Regions from separate parts of the Homo sapiens genome. Here region 1 is linked to region 2. Evidence: read pairs that join two places in POLR2A ChIA-PET (ENCODE). Cell type or tissue: PC-9. All regions are shown on one strand. Each heading gives the region's core, and the rest is flanking DNA. Links, peaks and the distances in the headings are about the cores only. Region 1 overlaps SRPK1 (SRSF protein kinase 1). Region 2 overlaps MAPK14 (mitogen-activated protein kinase 14).

Region 1 (9,412 bases), core at 1-8,000, 160 kb after region 2:
CTCCTGACCTCAAATGATCCGCCCTCCTTGGCCTCCCAAAGTGCTGGGATTACAGGCATGAGCCACCGTGCCTGGGCTGTTTTGTTTTGTTTTTATTTAGAGAAAATCCCGTTTGCTTACTTGCTTTTTTTTTTTTGCTAAATAAACAGAATTATTCTGTCTCCTAAAAAACACCTGAGACTGTAATTGTAAATAGATATATATGTTTAGATAAACCTATTGAATTATTGAGAGACAAGAATATCATGATATACAACCTTTTTATTGTTTTTGGATGAGACTGTTGTAGGCTCAATCTAAATCATTAATCTTACTCACTTTTTTTAATAACATGAATTCAGTAATACTATGTGGCTGATTTGACTATTAAGATTTTCTTCTGTTGAATTGATTGTATAAAAGAAACTTTTTATTGATAAAAGGTATATAGATGTTGAAAAATGTGATGTTAAAAATGCCTTTTCTTACCATTGTTTCTCATCCTGGTTTTTCTGATTGTATTTCCCCTGTTTCTTCCAGGAGGTTATCATCTTGTGAAAATTGGAGATCTATTCAATGGGAGATACCATGTGATCCGAAAGTTAGGCTGGGGACACTTTTCAACAGTATGGTTATCATGGGATATTCAGTAAGTTTTAGTGGTTCTGTAAAAGAATTAGTTAGATGATGTCTAAATGTGTTTGTCTGAGTTTCCACTGCTGATCCAGGCTTCAATCTATCTCTAGCCTGATTCATTTATCAGAATTTTGTTGTTGGCAATAGTCTCTGTATTCTTGGAGAAACCACTTTTCTTTCGTGAAGAATCAGTATTATATATCTCCCTTTCTACTATAGAGACAGGAGTGATTAAATTAATGCTGGTAAAGCTTTTGTCGTTTGATTTTTTTGTGATTTTTATCATTTTCTTTTCACCGAAGTATTTCTTCTGGCTGCCTATGGGAAAATATTACAGCTTTTAACCTTTTAGTTTTTGCCTATATACAGATATATACACAGAACACTTGGAATTTGGTAATATCTTTCCCCTTATTTATCCTCATTTTGCAGTTTTGCTTGTAACTCAGGGAGATATTCAAAAGAAGGATTTTAACTCAGAGAAAATGTTCAACAACTGAGATTATCTGAGAACAGATTTTTTATTCTTCCTATAAATGAAATCTGGCCAGTTAGTGTCATTAACAAGTATAAATGTTCCCATAGAAGTAGCTTGTTTGGGCTACAGGGAAACGTGAAATCAATATTTGTCCTTTTTAACCATCTTATAGCTAAATCTTAGCTTCCTAAAGTAAGGGTAGGCTATGTAGTCTTAATTGCCTGTGTTTGTTTCTTAGGGGGAAGAAATTTGTGGCAATGAAAGTAGTTAAAAGTGCTGAACATTACACTGAAACAGCACTAGATGAAATCCGGTTGCTGAAGTCAGTGAGTATTAGATTATATGTATGAATGTGAAGAATTATAAATAAATCAAGTTTCATTGAATAAAAACACACCAAGTGGAGGCTCTTTAGCATGGATAATTTTCTCTATAAAGTTCTAGTAACCTTAAAGAGGTAAAGGAAGACAACAATATTTACACATACCATGCATGTAGTAGGGAACTGGTGGCAAATGCTATGATGAGAATTCTTCTTACACGCATGAACCAAAAAAAAACCTTTCAAATGAATAAAAATATTCACTGAGCATGTTTTACAGGCCAGGTAGCTACTGTCATAATGTTTTTTTTTCCTACTATGGTTAAAAGGAAAGTTGTGTAAATAAATGTATAGCATCTTTTTTGTTGTTTTTCAAATATGTTATAGAATACATAATATAAAAATACTGTATTTACTGATTCCATTTATACCTGGAAACTGAGATAAATTCTATCAAAAATGTATTTTTAGTTCTGTTTTAAATTAGGAATATGCCAGTGTGGTAGAAGGAACTTAAATTCAGAATTAGAAAACCTGGGTTTAGGTCGCCTTTACCCCGGTATGTCCTCCATGTTACCATTTTTTTCTTTCTGAGTCTCAGATTTTTTATTCATAAAGTGAGAATGTTGCACCAGGAGATTTCTATGGCAGTAGTTTTCTTTTTTATTTTCAACTCCTGGCCTCAAGTGATCTGCCTTAGCCTCCAGAGTAGCTGGGGTTACAGGCACAAGCCACTGCATCTGGCTTAAGACAGTACTTTTCAGAATGTCCGTTTGTGACAAGATAAGGAGCCTTGTACCTACCCAAAAGTAAATCAACATACTGTTTTCTTCATTGAGAAAGTTTTTCCATGAAAAAAAAAATGTCCGCTGAAAAAAACAGTGTGGTTAGTGCTGTAGTTGATTTGCATCCTGCAAAATCTTCTTAGTTCCTCATAGCCTGGTAATCATCAGTTAATTTGGAGGCCACACTTTGATTGATATCAGGGAGCAAAATAGTTTAATTAGAAAAATAGTTCCTGTTGGTTGTATTTCCTCTTATGAATTGACTATTTAAGATTTTTCTCCATTAAAGCTATTGAAATTTTAGTATATTTTAAAAATAGATTTATGTGAGCTCTTTCTTGTAGTTAATTTGCTGTAAGTATTCTTCCCCTACCATCTGGTTTATTTCCATGCTTTACCTTGTGCTAAACACTGTCTCTTCCCCACTACAGGTTCGCAATTCAGACCCTAATGATCCAAATAGAGAAATGGTTGTTCAACTACTAGATGACTTTAAAATATCAGGAGTTAATGGAACACGTATCCTTTTAAAAACCTATTTGAGAATAAATCATCCCAATCCCAAAGAAAGGAACTAGATTTGTTGTGTAGATGGCCTTGGTGTCTTTTCTAAGGCAAACTATAATAAAATTACCTCTTTTATTGTACACTTCTGAACACACATCTGAATTTTGTCTAATTTTGTGTGGTGTGATTTTTCAGAATATTGCTTTAAGCTTCTTGTCCTCTTTTCAGGCAAATTAAAGCGAAATCAAAGGAAACTTTTAGAAAATGCGTTGTATCACTAAGTAAAGAGTCTATGATTTTTGTCAGTTAGCACAGAAACTTTAAGGGAAGTAATTTCTTATGAAAAATACTGAGTAGGCCGGGCACGGTGGCTCAAGCCTGTAATCCCAGCACTTTGGGAGGCCGAGGCAGGTGGATCACCTGAGGTCAGGAGTTCAAGACCCACCTGGCGAACATGGTGAAACTCTGTTTCTACCAAAATACAAAAATTAGCTGGGCATGGTGGCAGGCTCCTGTAATCCCAGCTACTGGAGAGGCTGAGGCTGGAGAATCACTTGAACTGGGGAGGCAGAGGTTGCAGTGAGCCGAGATTGAGCCCACTGCACTCCAGCGTGGGGGACAGAGCCAGACTCTGTCTAAAAAAAAAAAAAAAAGATACTGTCTAAAAGAAAGAGAAAAAGAGAGAAAGAAAAAGAAAGGAAGAAAGAAACTGGATGAACAATTTAAGGTATGATTGTATTTATTATACTAAGCCTCAACTTTGAAGAGGCTGTGAATGTAGTTTATGTTTAGAGTCTAAAAGGGTGTAATTGTTCACATTCTATTATAATGAAAAACTGACTTGTTTTATGTTTTTATCTGGATGTTTTAGAACTGTAGAATTGAAAGGAACCATAGCTGATTTTCTTCACAGGTATCAAAGTGACGTGCGGTGAGCTAATGGAAAGGTTATTGCAACAGCTGTGCTTATAAAGGTCAATCAGATTTTTCAGTAAAAGATGAAGTCGAATCTTACTTAGATTGGATAAATCTAAAATCACCTGTTTATAAGCTGTTTTTAAAATGTATAAAGACATTTCATACATTATTTTACTTTTCATGCATGTTTAGCTTCCTTTAATGCACATTCCTAATTGCTGTTGATCTTTTTGTATTTAAAGGAGACAGGACTACATATGACTAGTTTCATGTAGACTATGGGAAGAGATTTGAACAGAGAAGCAGGAAGGAAGGGATGGGAAAGGAGAGAGAACAGCTGATAATGTGGAAAGACTATTGTTCTAAAGTCAATTCTGAGTCATTTCTTAGAAAAATACAAATCACAGATTACCCAGATGTCTAAGGAAAACTGCTGCAACCATCTTAAAACAGTATCTTGTGCTTATTGTGGTCACTTTGTAGATGGCTCTCTCTCTCTCTCTCTCTCTCTCTCTCTCTGTGTGTGTGTGTGTGTGTGTGTGTGTGTGTGTGTGTGTTCAAAGAATTAAGAATTCTAAACCAAGTAATTTTTTAAAAACCTACACAGGGTGTCGTGATGGCCATATCTGTTTTTTCTATTATTTAATCTTGTAATGTTTGTCATTGTGCCAGATTTCTTTACTAATTTGCAAAAGTTCCAAGTAAAACTATAGAAATACTCTCAAATCTCCCCAGTAATGCTGAGTACCTTTATTTGACCCTAACTAAGCAAAGAAGGCTTTTTAACTATTGAAATATCTTAGTAGGTTTGAATTTCAAGTTCCAAGATATTTTTCTTTTTCTTTTTTGGAGTTCAATGGCATAATCTCGGCTCACTGTAACCTCTGCCTCCTGGGTTCAAGTGATTCTCCTGCCTCAGCCTCCCGAGTAGCTGGGATTACAGGTGGATGCCACCACACCCAGCTAATTTTGTATTTTTAGTAGAGATGGGGTTTCACCATGTTGGCCAGGCTGGTCTCAAACCCCTGACCTCAGGTGATCTGCCCGCCTCGGCCTCCCAAAGTGCTGGGATTACAGGTGTGAGCCACCGTGCCCGGCCCCCAAGATATTTTTCAAACATTGCTAGGTGGTTTCTCTGTAGCTTCTGTCCATTGATTCCCTATTTTATTCTTTTCTCCATTTGTTCTTAGCCATTTTTTCCTGTCTTTCTTCATCCTTATCTCCCAGCTGTCTTTGCTCCTGCATTATTTACTACTGTTAGAGATTGAAAGGATATAACTCAAAACACTATGTTAAGGGTTAGTAATGGCTCATGTCACTCTCCTGCCTCTACCCGTTTTCCCAACATAACATACCCACACAGAGCAGTACATCCACATTCGTGTGTATGTTTGTTCAGGCGTTTTTTTCTCTGGACCACTATCGTTTCTCATATTAAAATATAAAGGGCCCTAAACTAGAAAGTTAGTTCTTACAGAATTCCATATAAACTGGCTCACTCTACTTGCCTGGAGGGTGAGGGGAAAAGAATGATTAAGAAGGAGGACAGTTGGTTTCTCTATATAATGTTGACATTAGCCAGTCATTATTGTCTGCTTATATGACCTCCTATGTCTTTAGGATACTTTTTTTTTCATGCTGTATTCTGTCTGTTTTGCTAGCTCCTCTTATTCATAATGTGCCCTAAATGTGCTTACTCAATAACATAAGCCTTTTATTTTCAGCCTTTTGTTATTTTCTTTACACTGTCTCCCCATTAGATTTTTTTAAAAATATAACCTTGTGGGCCGGGTGCAGTGGCTCACACCTGTAATCTCAGCACTTTGGGAGGCCGAGGTGGGCGGATCACGAGGTCAGGAGACCGAGACCATCTTGGCTAACACGGTGAAACCTCATCTCTACTAAAAATACAAAAAAAAGCTGGGCGTGGTGGCAGGCGCCTGTAGTCCCAGCTACTCAGAAGGCTGAGGCAGGAGAATGGCGTGAACCTGGGAGGAGGAGATTGCAGTGAGCCAAGATAGCGCCAACTGCACTCCAGCCTGGGCGACAGAGCAAGACTCCGCCTCAAAAAAAAAAAAAATAACCTTGTGATTTCAATTACTAGTGCTTCTGATTGCTACTCATTAGCTTTCTTTCACTCAAATTATTTGGCTCTTCCTTTTTGCCACTTGATTATGATGTTCTGTCAAGTTTTTTTTTAAGCTACTATATGTTTGGTCATTTTAATATCACTGCTTACAAATTAAAACATTTTCAAATTGTAATACTTCTCTCAACAAATAAAAATTAAGCAGATGGAAGCTAGAAACATAAGAGAATAGCTTTACAATCCTATTTTATGTTTAGTCTTTTTAAGTAATCTGCATTTTAAATAATCTTGTTTTGATAATTTTTTTTATTTAATTGCTTTTTTATTTTTATTTATTTTGAGACAGAGTTTCGTTCTTGTTGGCCAGGCTGGAGTGCAATGGCGCAATCTCGGCTCACTGCAACCTCCGCCTCCCAGGTTCAAGCGATTCTCCTTCCTCACCCTCCCGAGTAGCTGAGATTACAGATGCACACCACCACGCCCAGCTAGTTTTTGTATTTTTAGCAGAGACGGGGTTTTGCCATGTTGGCGATCCACCTGCCACAGCCTCCCAAAGTGCTGGGATTGAAGGCATGAGCCACCATGCCCAGCCTATTTAATTGCTTGTTTAAAAAAATTTCCTGGCCAGGTGCAGTGGCTCACGCCTATAATCCCAGCACTTTGGGAGGCCAAAGCGGGCGGATCACGAGGTCAGGAGTTCAAGACCAGACTGGCCAACATGGCGAAACCCCATCTCTACTAAAAATACAAAAATTAGCGAGGCGTGGTGGCACGTGCCTGTAATCCCAGCTACTTGGGAGGCTGAGGTAGGAGAATGGTTTGAACCTGGGAGGCGGAGGTTGCAGTGACCTGAGATCATGCCACTGCACTCCAGCCTGGGTGACAGAGCAAGACTCCATCTCGGGTGGGGAAATTTTTTTTCTCAGCAGAATCATTGGTAAATTTCAAATGTAAAGAAGTAGAAATAGTTTAATGAATCCCCACAGATCCATTACCCATTTCAGGAGTTATCAACTTATAGCCAATCTTGTTTTGTCTGTACCTCCTGATAATTCTGTAGCCAATCTTAAACATTTTATCTGTAATTGTTTTAGAATGTATTTCTAAATGACAAGGACTCTTAAAATATAACCTAGCCAGGCACTGTGGCTCATGCCTATAATCCCAGCACCTTGCAAAGCTGAGGTGTTCAAGACCAGCCTGGGTAACATAGCAAGACCCTGTCTCTACAAAAATAAAAAAATACTAGCCAGGCATGGTAGCTCATGCCTGTAGTCCCAGCTACTTGGGAGGCTGAAGCAGCAGGGTCACTCGAGCCTGGGAGTTTGAGGCTGCAGTGAGCTATGATAGTGCCACTGTACTCCAGTGTGGGTGGCACAACAAGATGCATTCTCTGACAAAAAGATTTGTTAAATAAAAAGATAACCTGAATGCAATTATTATACCAAAAAAAAAAAAATTGTGACCAGTTTCTTAGTCACAAGTTTCTCTAGTCAGTGTTTCAATCTCACCAAATGTCTTGTGCTTTATTTTCTTTTTGTCTTCTTCTTCTTCTGCTGCTGCTGCTACTACTACTACTACTACTACTACTACTACTACTACTACTACTAGTACTACTACTACTATTGCTACTACTACTACTGCTACTACTACTACTGCTACTACTGGTTGTTCTTATTGTTCTTGTTCTTCTTCCTCTTTGGTCTAATTTTTTCTTTATTGTGGTAAAATACACATAACATAAAATTGTGCAGTCATTACCATCATCCATCTTCATAACTTTTCATCTTGTAAAACTGAAGCTCTATACCTGTTAAATGGCTATTAGATCTCATTGGTTTATTGTGTTAAGTCCTCTATTGCCTTGCTTATCTTCTGTCTGCTTGTTCTATACATTATTGAGAGTGTGGCATTAAAATCTCCAACTATTATTGTAGAACTATTTCTCCCTTTAATTCTGTCAGTTTTTGTTTTATATAGTTTGGTGGTCTTTTAATAAGTATGTAAATGTCTATAATTGTTATATCTTCTTGGTGGTATGTTGAACCTTTTATTAATATAGATAATGTCCTTCTTTATCTCTTATAACTTTTTCTGATTGAAAATCTATTTTGTCTGATATTAGTATAGCCACCCCTGATTTCGTTTGGTTACTATTTGCATGGAATCTTTTCTTCAGCCTTTCACTTTAATCTGTTTGTGTCTTTGGATCTAAAGTGAGTCTCTTGTAGACAGCATATAGTTGGATCTATATCTATATCTATATCTATATCTATATCTATATCTATATCTATATCTATATGTGTATTCTACCAAACCAAAGTTATAATCATACTAGCTTTTAGACTAATTATTTTTTGACATATTGGTTTTTTAAATCATGTAGAAAACAAAAAGAGGAGTTATAAACCATTATTACAATATTAGCTTTTATAATTGCTCAAGTATTTACCTTCATTGATAATCTTTATTTCTTCATATGGATGCCTGGCTTTGTGTTATTGTTTAGTGTCTTTTCATTTCACCTTATAGGACTCCCTTGACCATTTCCAGGGCACATCTGGTAATGAACTCGTTCAGCTTCTGTTTACATGGGATGTCTTAATTTTTCTCTCACTTTTGAAATACTGTTTTTCTTAATATAGGATTCTTGGTTGACATTATTTTTCTTTTAGTATTTCAAATATATTGGCCCACTGCTTTCTGGCCTCCAAAAATTTTTGATGAGAAACTTGCTGATAATCTTAGTGAGGATCCCTTGTATGTGAAGAGTCACTCTTCTTGATGCTTTCAAGATTCCCTCTTAATCTTTCAAAAGTTTGATTATAATGTGTCTTGATGTGGGTGTCTTTGAGTTCATCTTGCTTGATGCTCATTGAGCTTTTTGGATTCATGTCTTTCATCTAATTTGTGACGTTTTCAACCGTTGTTTTTTTTTTCAAATATTCTGTCTGGCCATTTCTTCTTCTTTTCTTTTCTTTTTTTTTTTTTTTCTTTTTTTTTTTTTTTGAGATGGAGTCTCACTCTGTCACCCAGGCTGGAGTGCAGTGGTGCAATCTCCGCTCACTGCAATCTGCCTCCCGGGTTCAAGCCATTCTCCTGCCTCAGCCTCCCAAGTAGGTGGGATTACAGGTGTACACCACCACACGCAGCTAATTTTTGTATATCAGTAGAGATGGGATTTCACCATGTTGGCCAGGCTGGTCTTGAACTCCTGACCTCAAGTGATCCACTTGCCTTGGCCTCCCAAAGTGCTGGGATTACAGGCGTGAGCCACCGTGCCCAGCCTCCTCCTCTATTCTTCTTCTGGGACTGCCACAGTGTATATTTGGTCTACTCAATGATGTCCCACAGGTCCCTTAAGCCTCTTCACTTTTCTTCAATCTTTTTTCTTTCTATTCCTCACACTTGATAATTTCCATCACCCTAACTTCAGGTTTGCTGATTCTTTCTTCTGCCTACCCAAATCTGCCTTTGAATCCCTCTAGTTAATTTTTTCATTTTGGTTATTGTACTTTTCAGCACCAGAATTCCTTTGGTTTCTTTTTAGTTTTTTTTTTATCCTCATTAATATCTCCGTTTTGTTTATATATTGTTTTCTTGACTTTCTCCACATCTTCCTTTTGTTCTTTGAGCTTTTTTTTTTTTTTTTCTGAGACAAGGTCTTGCTCTGTCAAGGTCTTCACACCACCCAGGCT
Region 2 (10,043 bases), core at 1,837-9,836:
CTCCCAAAGGTGCTCTGGGGTTCCATAAATGTTTGGCTTGCATTTCACTTTCAAAATATCCTTTATACTTGCAAAGCTGTGACACTGTCTCTGTCACATATAATAATGTGTAATGAAAAACAGCATACACACTTAAATGTGTTAAAAATCAAACGCAAACACATCCCTTAAAGCTGCCAGGCCACTTTGATTTTATGCAGACCTAGGAATAAAGTTTCTGCTGCCAGCTTTTTCCGCATATCTCAACTTCTTGTAAACATGTCACTGATTAGGAAGGCTGCAGCTTCACACTGAACATTCTTAAAACTCTGGTTTGCACATAGCTACTTAAGTAAAATTATACTCAGGAATAGAAGTTGTCTGTAGAAATAGGATTTCCTCAATAGCATACAATCAAAATAAAATGTGAAAATAAAAAGCAGCAGCTGTGATTATAATGGCATCCATAATCCAATTACAAATTTAAGTCTTAATGTTCTCAATTTAGAAGAAATTTGCACTAATGAAACAAATGTACGCTAATGAAGAGTCACTTATCTGTGACTTTTTTCTCGCTATGAAGAAGTTAAATTACTAAAACAGTCTAAATAGTCAAATAATAAATTCACAGATTTTGAATTTTCTTCCACAAGGTAACAAGCAGTACAGCCAGAGGACTTTGAAATCTCTATGGCCATTGTTTCCACAATGCTACAAACTTCACAGTACCCTTCATATAGCAGTCACAGAAATTCATAACTTGATTTTGAAATTCAGTAAAATAAGTGTCTTCAGTCAACTGTCTTTTTACTTTCAGTTAGTATTCCAATTATATCCACTTATTTATCGTATTAGAATTTGTAAGCATCTTTGCAGAATGGCAACTGAATCAACAAATTGGTAAAAAAGAAAAAGTTATATTTAACTTAAACAATGCCTCTGACATATTTATTAAAATACGTGAATCTGGAAAAAAAGAAAAATTATTAACAAATATATAAAATAATAGCCATCTCTGATAGGACTTTCAGTGAGCCTAAGGCACTCTTTCTCAGATTTTTCCACTTAAAAATATTAAGGCTATATTATGAGAATATGGGAGTCTGTGGCTATTTTGTCTTTTAATAGCCACAGACTCCCATATTCTCATAATATAGCCTTAGGAAAACCAGGCAAAGAATACATAACTTCTTTTTAATATTTTCTCTTAAAAATTATTGTGAATTTTGTGTTGTATTTCATAACATATCCTTTAATTTTAAAATTTTAAAGAGTTCTTTCTCCTCTAAAAATCTTTGAGTAAAACTAAAACTCCAGGAAGATGCATCACTTTCATTCCAAGTCTTTGACCTGACATAACCAAGTGGCCACTAACACCCCAGGACAAGGAGCAGGGACCAACGTTTGATGCACTCCAGCGTATTTCCATCTGCAGTAATTAAAACATTTTTCCCCAGTCTATTCAAGATCAAAATGTATTCTTCCTTGAATGAATAACTTACATTTTCATGTTTCATATGTTTAAGTAACCGCAGTTCTCTGTAGGTTCTTTTCGCATGAATGATGGACTGAAATGGTCTGGAGAGCTTCTTCACTGCCACACGTAACCCCGTTTTTGTGTCAAAAGCAGCACTAAGGAGAAAAAAGGGAAAAAACCCACCATTAAAAAGCTGTTCTAAATATTATTTTGGGGTATTTATAAGGCTATTTCCAAATTAAAGGGTCTATAACAAAATACCAAAAAAAAGCATAAAGATAAAAAGCAAAATGACCTATTATCCCATTATCCAAATAAAGCTTCTGTTATTATTTTTGGTGTTTTCTCCTTGTCTTTTCTATGTATCTAAATCAGAAGTCAGCAAATTTTTTTCAATGAAGGGCCAGATAGTAATATTTTCAACTTTGTAAGTAAGACCTCTGTCACAACTACTCAACTCTGTGGTTGTATGAGGAAAGCAGCCAGAAAATAAGTTTTAAAATGGGTGTGGCTGTGTTCTAATAAAATTTACAAAAACTGGCAGCTGCCTGATCTAGATGAGCCAACAGATTAATAAACAGAGTTGAATTCTGTCTTCCCTGCCTAGGCCTCACTGTCGTCACCTTGCCACATCTGCTGCCTGCTCAGAGTCGAGGCCCAGGAAACCATGTTTTCAGGACAATAAATTGCCACAAATATTTCTTGAGCACCTACAAAGTACTTGGCACCTTCAGGGAATGGGGGAAGAGCAGAACAGAATAATAAAATAATTTCAAGTAGTGATGAAAATACTATGACTAAATAAAAGGGTAATGGGATAAAGAGTGACAGAAAGCCAGTGGAGTTATACCACTTTAGCTAGGATGGCTGAGGAATGACATCTGAGCTGAGAAGGAAACAATATAATGATTAAATTCCCTATATAAATATATAAGAAAAAGAGCTTCAAGCAGAAGAAATAATAATAATATTAATGTTTATAGAGTCTTTACCCACACATACAAGAAATTGTTCTAAGCCCTTTACATTTATTTGTCTCAATTCAGCTTTTGTATTTCCCCGAATCCCCTATGAAATAAGTACTATTATCATTCTCCCACTTACAAGTAAGAAACTGAAGCAGAGAGAAGTTAGGTAACTTGACCACGGTCACAAAGCTTAAAAGCGGCAGAGCAGGGAGTCTGGATCCAGAGCTTATGCTACTGACCACTTGACTCTGCTATCTCTCAGAAGAGCAAGTGCAAACAAACGAAAAAAGAAACAGAGGTAGGAAACGTATGGCATGCTGGAGTGAGTGACAGAAAGACAGAAAGGCTGTGTGGGTAGAGCACAGGGAGCAAGGGGAGAGTGGGAAGGGATGACGTAAGAGATGCAGGCAGCAGCTAGATCATGGAGGACATCTATAGCAAAAATGCGATGTGTATTTTAATTATTTTTAGAAATCGTCGCCAGGCACAGTGGCTCATGCCTGTAATCCAGCACCTTGGGAGGCCGAGGCGGGAGGATCACGAGGTCAGGAGCTCGAGACCAGTCTGACCAAGATGGTGAAACCCCATCTCTACTAAAAATACAAAATTAGGCGCAGTGGCAGGTGCCTGTAATCCCAGCTACTCAGGAGGCTGAGGCAGGAGAATCACTTGATCCCAGGAGGCGGAGGTTGCAGTGAGCTGAGATTGCACCATCGCACTCCAGCCTGGCAATAAGAGTGAAACTCGGTCTCAAAAAAAAAAAAAAATAGTAATAACAGAAATTGTCTGGGCCAGTTCCATTATGCCTCATCCTCCAGTTTGTCTCAGTCTCTAACATGTATCCAAGACTTTCTGGTCATCTGTTATCACCAAACTCTCTGCCTGCCAAACTTGCTTTTACAACTCTGTACCTACTCCAGTGCCCTTCCTTTCACTCCCAAACTTTTATGGCATACCCTCAATCTTCAAATCCCAATTTGTGATAAACTCCTATAAATCTTCAACCTCTTTTCTGAACCTCCCCTCCATCTCTGAAACTAGGCCATTTCTAGAAGACACTGCTTCTCTTATAGCCCTGCCATTAGAAAGCATTCTCTAATAGCCCAGATACCTCCTGGCTAGCAGGTGCGTAGGAGTCTTCCTTGGCAGCCGTTACCACTTCAGGACCATTACTTTCCGTTTGTTCTATAAAATACCTCCTGCTCACAACCCTGATAAACTATCCCTCTCTGCTGCAGGTATCCACTGACCTGAAATTTTCCATCATTCATTGAAAAGTTAGTTTCTATCCAGAAGATCTCTCTACACTCTCAACTTCTGTCATCATTCTTGGCAACTTCAACATCCAGGTGAACGGCACACCCAACATCCTGTTTCCTGACCTCTCTAGGAAACTCCACCACACCCAGCCATCTTCATGGTCACATTCTAGACCTTTATTCCTACCAAAAACTGCCCCACCTACAAAATTTTGAATGCCAGCAGCATTTGCTTTTCATCAAAAACCTAGTTACCTCTAGTTTACTTGTACCCTGACTACAACAATTTGTTAACCTCATTGTCATTGCTTGTTTCTATCCTTCAGCCCTCTTCTGTCTTCATCTCCCTTCCTGTTCCATGATTATAATCACTCCCTTGCACTTCTCTCTCTCTGTCTGTCTGTCTCTCTGATGTACTCACCTGGATAAAGTCTAACCTTGGGTAATCTCAACCACTTAATTCTCCATGACTGAATCCAAGGAACTGAGGTTGAACAAGAAAGACTGTAGAATCAGATTTTCATTCTTAGTTTCTGACCTTAATCTCAAAGAGGCTCTCAATAAAGCCATTTTCTTCTAGTAAGTTCATTTTCCTACTCGAAAATGATCGTTTGACATGTTCTCTCTCAAATCTCCAATTCACCCTCTTCCCTCAAGAGTTGCCCTTGCCTTCACTGAGAAAACAGAAACCATCAGGAGGGGAGCTCCATTTGCTTAGCCCCAAATCTATAAACCCATCGTCTCCACCTTCCCTCTTGCTATAACTAAGAATATGCCCCTGCTTATCAAAATTCAAGACCACAATACATGCTTTGGAGCCACCTCCCTCATCTTCTCAAGGATTTCACTTCTTCATTCCTCTTCTCTCTTGCATCATCAGTGTCTCCCTATCTACTGGACCATTCTCATCAGCATAAATTTGCTCTACTTGTTTACCGCCTTCAGCCAACAAACAAAAGACTTCCCTTAACAGTTCTCCATCACAGTTAAAATTCTCCAAAAAAGTCACCTACACCAGAGGTTCCCAGATCAGCAGCATCAGTTTCACCTGGGAATTTATAAGAAATGAAAATTCTCAGGTACCACCCCAGAGTTAATGGAATAAGAAACTTTGAAGTGGGTCTAATAATCTGTATTTTATCAAGCTCTCCATGTTATTCTAATACATATTACAGTTTGAGAACCACTAATTTATACCTTTGCTATTCAAAGTGTGCTCCATGGACCGGCAGCATTGACATTATCTGGGAGCTCATTAGAAAATGCAGGATCTCTGCAGACAACAGGAAAGGAAAAAAGAAAAGAAAGGAAAAGGAAAGGAAAGGAGATCTTGGGCCCTAAAATAGAATTTACTTTTTGACAAGATTTCCAGGTGATTAATATACCTCTTAAGGTGTGAGAAGCACACATCTACACAACTGACTCATTTCAATCCCATTCTTTCCTCAATCCAATTCCACTGAAACTGCTCTTCTCAAGGTCATTAATGACCTCTGCTACCAAATCCACTTTTCTAAGATTAGTAATTGACATAGTCACCACTTTCTCTAAATACTGTCCATCCTGGAGTCTATATCAACACTTCCATTGGTTTTCTATGACCCCTCTGGCAGCTCCATCTCTGTCTCCACTGCATGTGCTGCTTCTACTCAAACTCTGTATGTTGGAGTTCTTCAGGACTTGGTACTGGGCCCTCTTCTCTCTCCCACATTCTCTTTCTAGATAATCTCATCTATGCCCATGACTTTAAATTAAATGCCATCTATATATTGAAAACTCCCAAATTTATGTCTCTCACTGAAATCTCTTCTCTGAGCCCTGATGTCTCCATAAGAAAGACACATAAGCACCTGAAGCGTACCAAGTTCAAAACACCCAGAACTATTCTTCTCCATGGCTCTGTTATCTCAATAAATGGACTGTTCATCCAGTTGCTCGAGCTAGACATTTGATTGTCATCCTTGATTTCTCCCTTTCCTCAGTCCTCATTCAAATCTATTGGCAAGTCTCATGGTTTTCACCTCCAAAAGACGTCTCAAAGTCAACTGCTCTTCATTTCACCAATATCATATTAGTCCATGTCACTGGCCTACCTCCTTCTAATATGCTTTCCAAATGCATCCAATACAGTCTTTTAAAAATATAAATTATGCCAGGCACAATGGCTCAAGCCTGTAATCCTAGCACTTTGGGAGGCCAGGGCAGGAGGATTGCTTGAGCCCAGAAGTTTGAGATCAGCCTGAGCAACATAGCAAGACCCTGTCTCTGCAAAAAATAAAAAACGGGTTGGGTGCAGTGGCTCACGCCTGTAATCCCAGCACTTTGTGAGGCCAAGGCGGGTGGATCACTTGAGGTCAGGAGTTCAATACCAGTCTGGCCAACATGGTGAAACCCGTCTCTACTAAAAAAATATAAAAATTAGTGGGGTGTGGTGGCACACACTTGTAACCCCAGCTACTTGAGAGTCTGAGGTGGGAGGATCACTTGAATCCAGGAGGTGGAGGTTGCACTGAGCCGAGATTGCATCACTGCACTCAAGCCTTAGCAACAGAGTGAGACTCTGTCTCAAAAAAATAATAATAAATAAATTAAAAATTAGGCAGCCAGGCGCAGTGGCTCACGCCTATAATCCCAGCACTTTGGGAGGCTAAGGTTAGGAGTTTGAGACCAGCCTGGCCAACATGGTGAAACCCCATCTCTACTAAAAATATATATTTAAAAAAATTAGCTGGGTGTGGTGGCAGGCACCTGTAATCCCAGCTACTCGGGAGGCTGAGGCAGGAGAATTGCTTGAACCAGGGAGGTGGAGGTTGCAGTGAGCTGAGATCATGCCATTGCACTCCAGCCTGGGCAACAAGAGCAAAACTTCATCTCAAAAAAAAAAAAAAAATTAGTCAGGCATGGGCCACCATGCCCAGCTACTTGGGAGGCTGAGGCAGGAAGATTGCTTGAGCCCAGGAAGGCTGAAGCTGCTCAACCTTGTTGTGGTGCGCCATGATGGCACCACTGCACTCTAGCCTGGAAGATACAGTGAGACTGTCTCAAAAATGAAAAATAAAAAATAGCAATAAAAGTACAAATTAGATCACAACACTCCCCTCCTTCAAACCATTCAAGGAATCTCCTTGGCATACAGAGTAAAATGCAAATTTCTCATGATGGCCTACAAGGCCCAGGTGATCTGGTCACCACTGATTATTCCACCTGTTCCTGTGCTACTCTTTCCCTCTCTCTCAGCTGCTATGTTCTGCTAGCTCCTTTCAGTTCTTTTAACTATTCAGACAGGCTGCTCCTGGTTCCTAGGATTTTCTTCTCCTCCGCCCCCATCCCACCCCATAGCTAAATCCTTATCCTTCAAGTATTGGTTTAAATAGTCACCTGCTCAGGAACCTGTTAGGGACCTCTAAGAAGCCATTACTCTGTCACAACACCCTCACTGACTCCTTCCTTATCTCACATAAAAGAGGGTGGTGGTTCTCTTCTTTTCCACTCCCATTGCTCCTACAAACCCATAAATTAGTAACTTCTTCCCTCTCAAAAGTAGCAAGTAAATGTATACTCATCTCTAAACCCAGTTCTCTAAACTAGCTCTGGTGAGACTGGAAAAATGGCCATTGCCCCTGTGGGACCCAGCTTCTTCAACTTCCCACCTCAGAGTTTGCCTTCCACCTGCAAGCTGAACACTTTCTTCTCTCCTCCATTGGTAAGCCTGCTGGGGAGCAAGGAACAGCAGCAGTTTTCTAGCTGATCTGACTGATTAAGTGTGCAAGTTCAATTAACTGGGGAAGAAATAAGAAGCCCACTTGAGTTGCCCGCCCAAGGCACTCTGCATGCCAGCTTTACTAATAAAAGTAAATATTTTTATCTCTATTTGACTCCTGAATCTATTCAGCAAAAGGCAGGCTAGAATTAATCAGTACCCTATAGACCCCAACAATCACAATTTATTATTACATGTTTATAATACTCCAACAGAGTGATTAAATAAGAGCTGGGACTTTGGAATTAGACTATCTGGATTTTAATTCCAGTTCTGCCACTTAATAGCTATATAATCTTGAGGATGTTAATTAAATTCTTTCATGAAATGAGAATTATGTTTATATTTCATCTGTTGGATATGTTAGGATTAAATGTAATAACTTTTATAGTAGGTTTGGCAAGGAGCTTGGTCCATGGCAAAGCTCAAATACGCCTCTCAATCACATCTGTAAAAGTAGAGCTACAAGTAAAACCTTGTTTTCATGAACAACATCATAAAATGAAATTATCTTTATGATAAACAGGTTCTCCAAACTAAAATTCAGGACATACTGTTTAACAAGTTTTTCCCCCAATTGTGAATTTACATGAACTTTTCCAAAATTATCAAATTAATTCACATTTTATAAAATCATTGGTATAGTAAAAAATAACTGAAAGAAATATAAAAATTAGAAGCAGTTATTACAATATTAGGATGTCATTCTCACTCATCTACTGCTGACCGTGAATCCAGTACATAACACACAAGGATAATCATTAAATAAACTTCAATGTTTTGTTACACATTCATACTTGCCTCCCCTTGTGTCACACACACATAGAAAATGTGGGTTACTAGATTCTTCATATATCCTAATATAATTCTGTTTAACTTCTAAATTTATTGATGTATACCTTCCTTTATTCACAATGGATTTAAAGCAGACTGGAATTATATATATAAAACCTGACAAAATGGTAAGTGATTAAGGGAAAATAAGAAAGTCTGTACAGCTGAGGTTAGCATATATCATGAGGTCCTTTCTTTCTTTTTTTTTTTTTTTTTTTTTTTTTGAGACAGAGTCTTGCTGTGTCACCCAGGCTGGAGTGCAGTGGCGCGATCTCGGCTCACTGCAAGCACCGCCTCCCGGGTTCACGCCATTCTCCTGCCTCAGCCTCCCCAGCAGCTGGGACTACAGGTGCATGCCACCACACCCAGCTAGTTTTTTTGTATTTTTAGTAGAGATGGGGTTTCACCGTGTTAGCCAGGATGGTCTCGATCTCCTGATCTCGTGATCCGCCCACCTCAGCCTCCCAAAGGGCTGGGATTACAGGCGTGAGCCACCACACCCGGCCAGAGGTCCTTTTTAAATACCCATTAGAGGTAGGCCTCAAATTTGGCTCAAAGCTCACTAAAGCCATTAACAAAGAGAACAGAATCAGTTAGGACATGAATCACAGAAGCCATACAATAAAAACCAACCAGGTACTCAGGAGAGCTGAAGAGAGGCATAATTATTCCTGTAATAAACCAGGGAAAAGTTCATTCTGTGTCTGTTCAAGAAGGAGACATATAATGTGGTAAAAATGTCCTAATCAACATCTTTAAAAGAATATAATAGTGGGTTTCAGATGGTTTTCTTTTTAGAGCATCCATCAGTACAGATTGCTGTCGTAAGGCCAAAATACAGTTCATTATTAGCAAAGAGGGTAGGAGTACAAAATATTACGGTGTTGCTTTTTTTTTTTTTCTTTAAGGTCTCACTCTGTCATCCAGGCTGGAGTGGAGTCATGTAATCATGGCTCACTGCAGCCTCAACCTCCTGGCCTCAAGCAATCCTCCAACCTTAGCCTCCTGGGTAGCCAGGACTACAGGCATGTGCCACCAAGCTTCGCTAATTATTTTGATTTTTGTAGACACAGGGTCCCACTATGTTCCCTAGGCTGGTCTTGAACTCCTAGGCTAAGTGATCCTCCTGCCTTGGACTCCCAATAAGTACAGGGGTTACAGGCATGAGCCACCATACCTGGCCTCTCTGACAGACTTAATCCAAGAGGAAATCTTAAATACATTTAGAAAAACAGATAAGCTCCATATTCTTCAGACAATCCTCCAAAGATGACTGGAGCTATCAATGAGCTTTTTGTTTATTATTTTTAAAATTTTCTTTTGTAGAGATGGGGCCTTGCTTGTTGCCCAGGCTGGTCTCGAACTCCTGGCCTCAGGCGATCCTCCCACCTCAGCCTCTCAAAGTGTTTGGGTTACAGGCATGAGCCACCATGTTCGGCTGTCAACTGAGCTTTTGATAGGTATAGAGATATAGGGAACTTGTGTTTATATTCCATGATGGGCACCTGACTTGTAGATTTTCTGTTATAAGGTAATGGCAGATCAATAAATTTAACATCAGCTGAGTAGAGAAAGGGAGACAACCTCTTAAGAAAGGTAAGGTGCTGGACAAGTGCCCATGTCCACAGAGTATTAAAGTACAAACGACTGCACCATGATTTTCCTCAAAAAACAATCTGTGTTTTCATCAACAGAATATGAAGAATGAGTAATCACTCAGCAAGTCTTTGAGTAATTTGTGGGGATCGTAAGTGATTTTACAATTT

Evidence for each region. ChIA-PET counts read pairs that join two places held together with the same protein. Peaks named below come from ENCODE experiments on the same cell type or tissue, not always from the same donor. Only the 100,000 strongest peaks of a DNase experiment are listed, where the experiment ranks them.
Region 1: POLR2A ChIA-PET joins it to region 2 with 10 read pairs; 3 of 35 experiments call an interaction of 5 or more read pairs at or near these places.

Annotation. Positions count from the first base shown.
Region 1 is chr6:35,880,031-35,889,442 of GRCh38, reverse strand. It overlaps SRPK1 (SRSF protein kinase 1), which reads left to right. Exons shown (of 16, transcript NM_003137.5): 4 at 520-628; 5 at 1,332-1,419; 6 at 2,632-2,719. Among named protein-coding and RNA genes, the nearest start is that of SRPK1, 36 kb to the left of the region's middle. In PC-9, for the core only: no CTCF peak of the experiment used is centred there; no DNase peak of the experiment used is centred there; H3K27ac peaks cover 309 bases.
Region 2 is chr6:36,044,267-36,054,309 of GRCh38, reverse strand. MAPK14 (mitogen-activated protein kinase 14) reads right to left here. Exons shown (of 12, transcript NM_139012.3): 2 at 1,482-1,611. Among named protein-coding and RNA genes, the nearest start is that of MAPK14, 21 kb to the right of the region's middle. In PC-9, for the core only: no CTCF peak of the experiment used is centred there; no DNase peak of the experiment used is centred there; H3K27ac peaks cover 1,409 bases.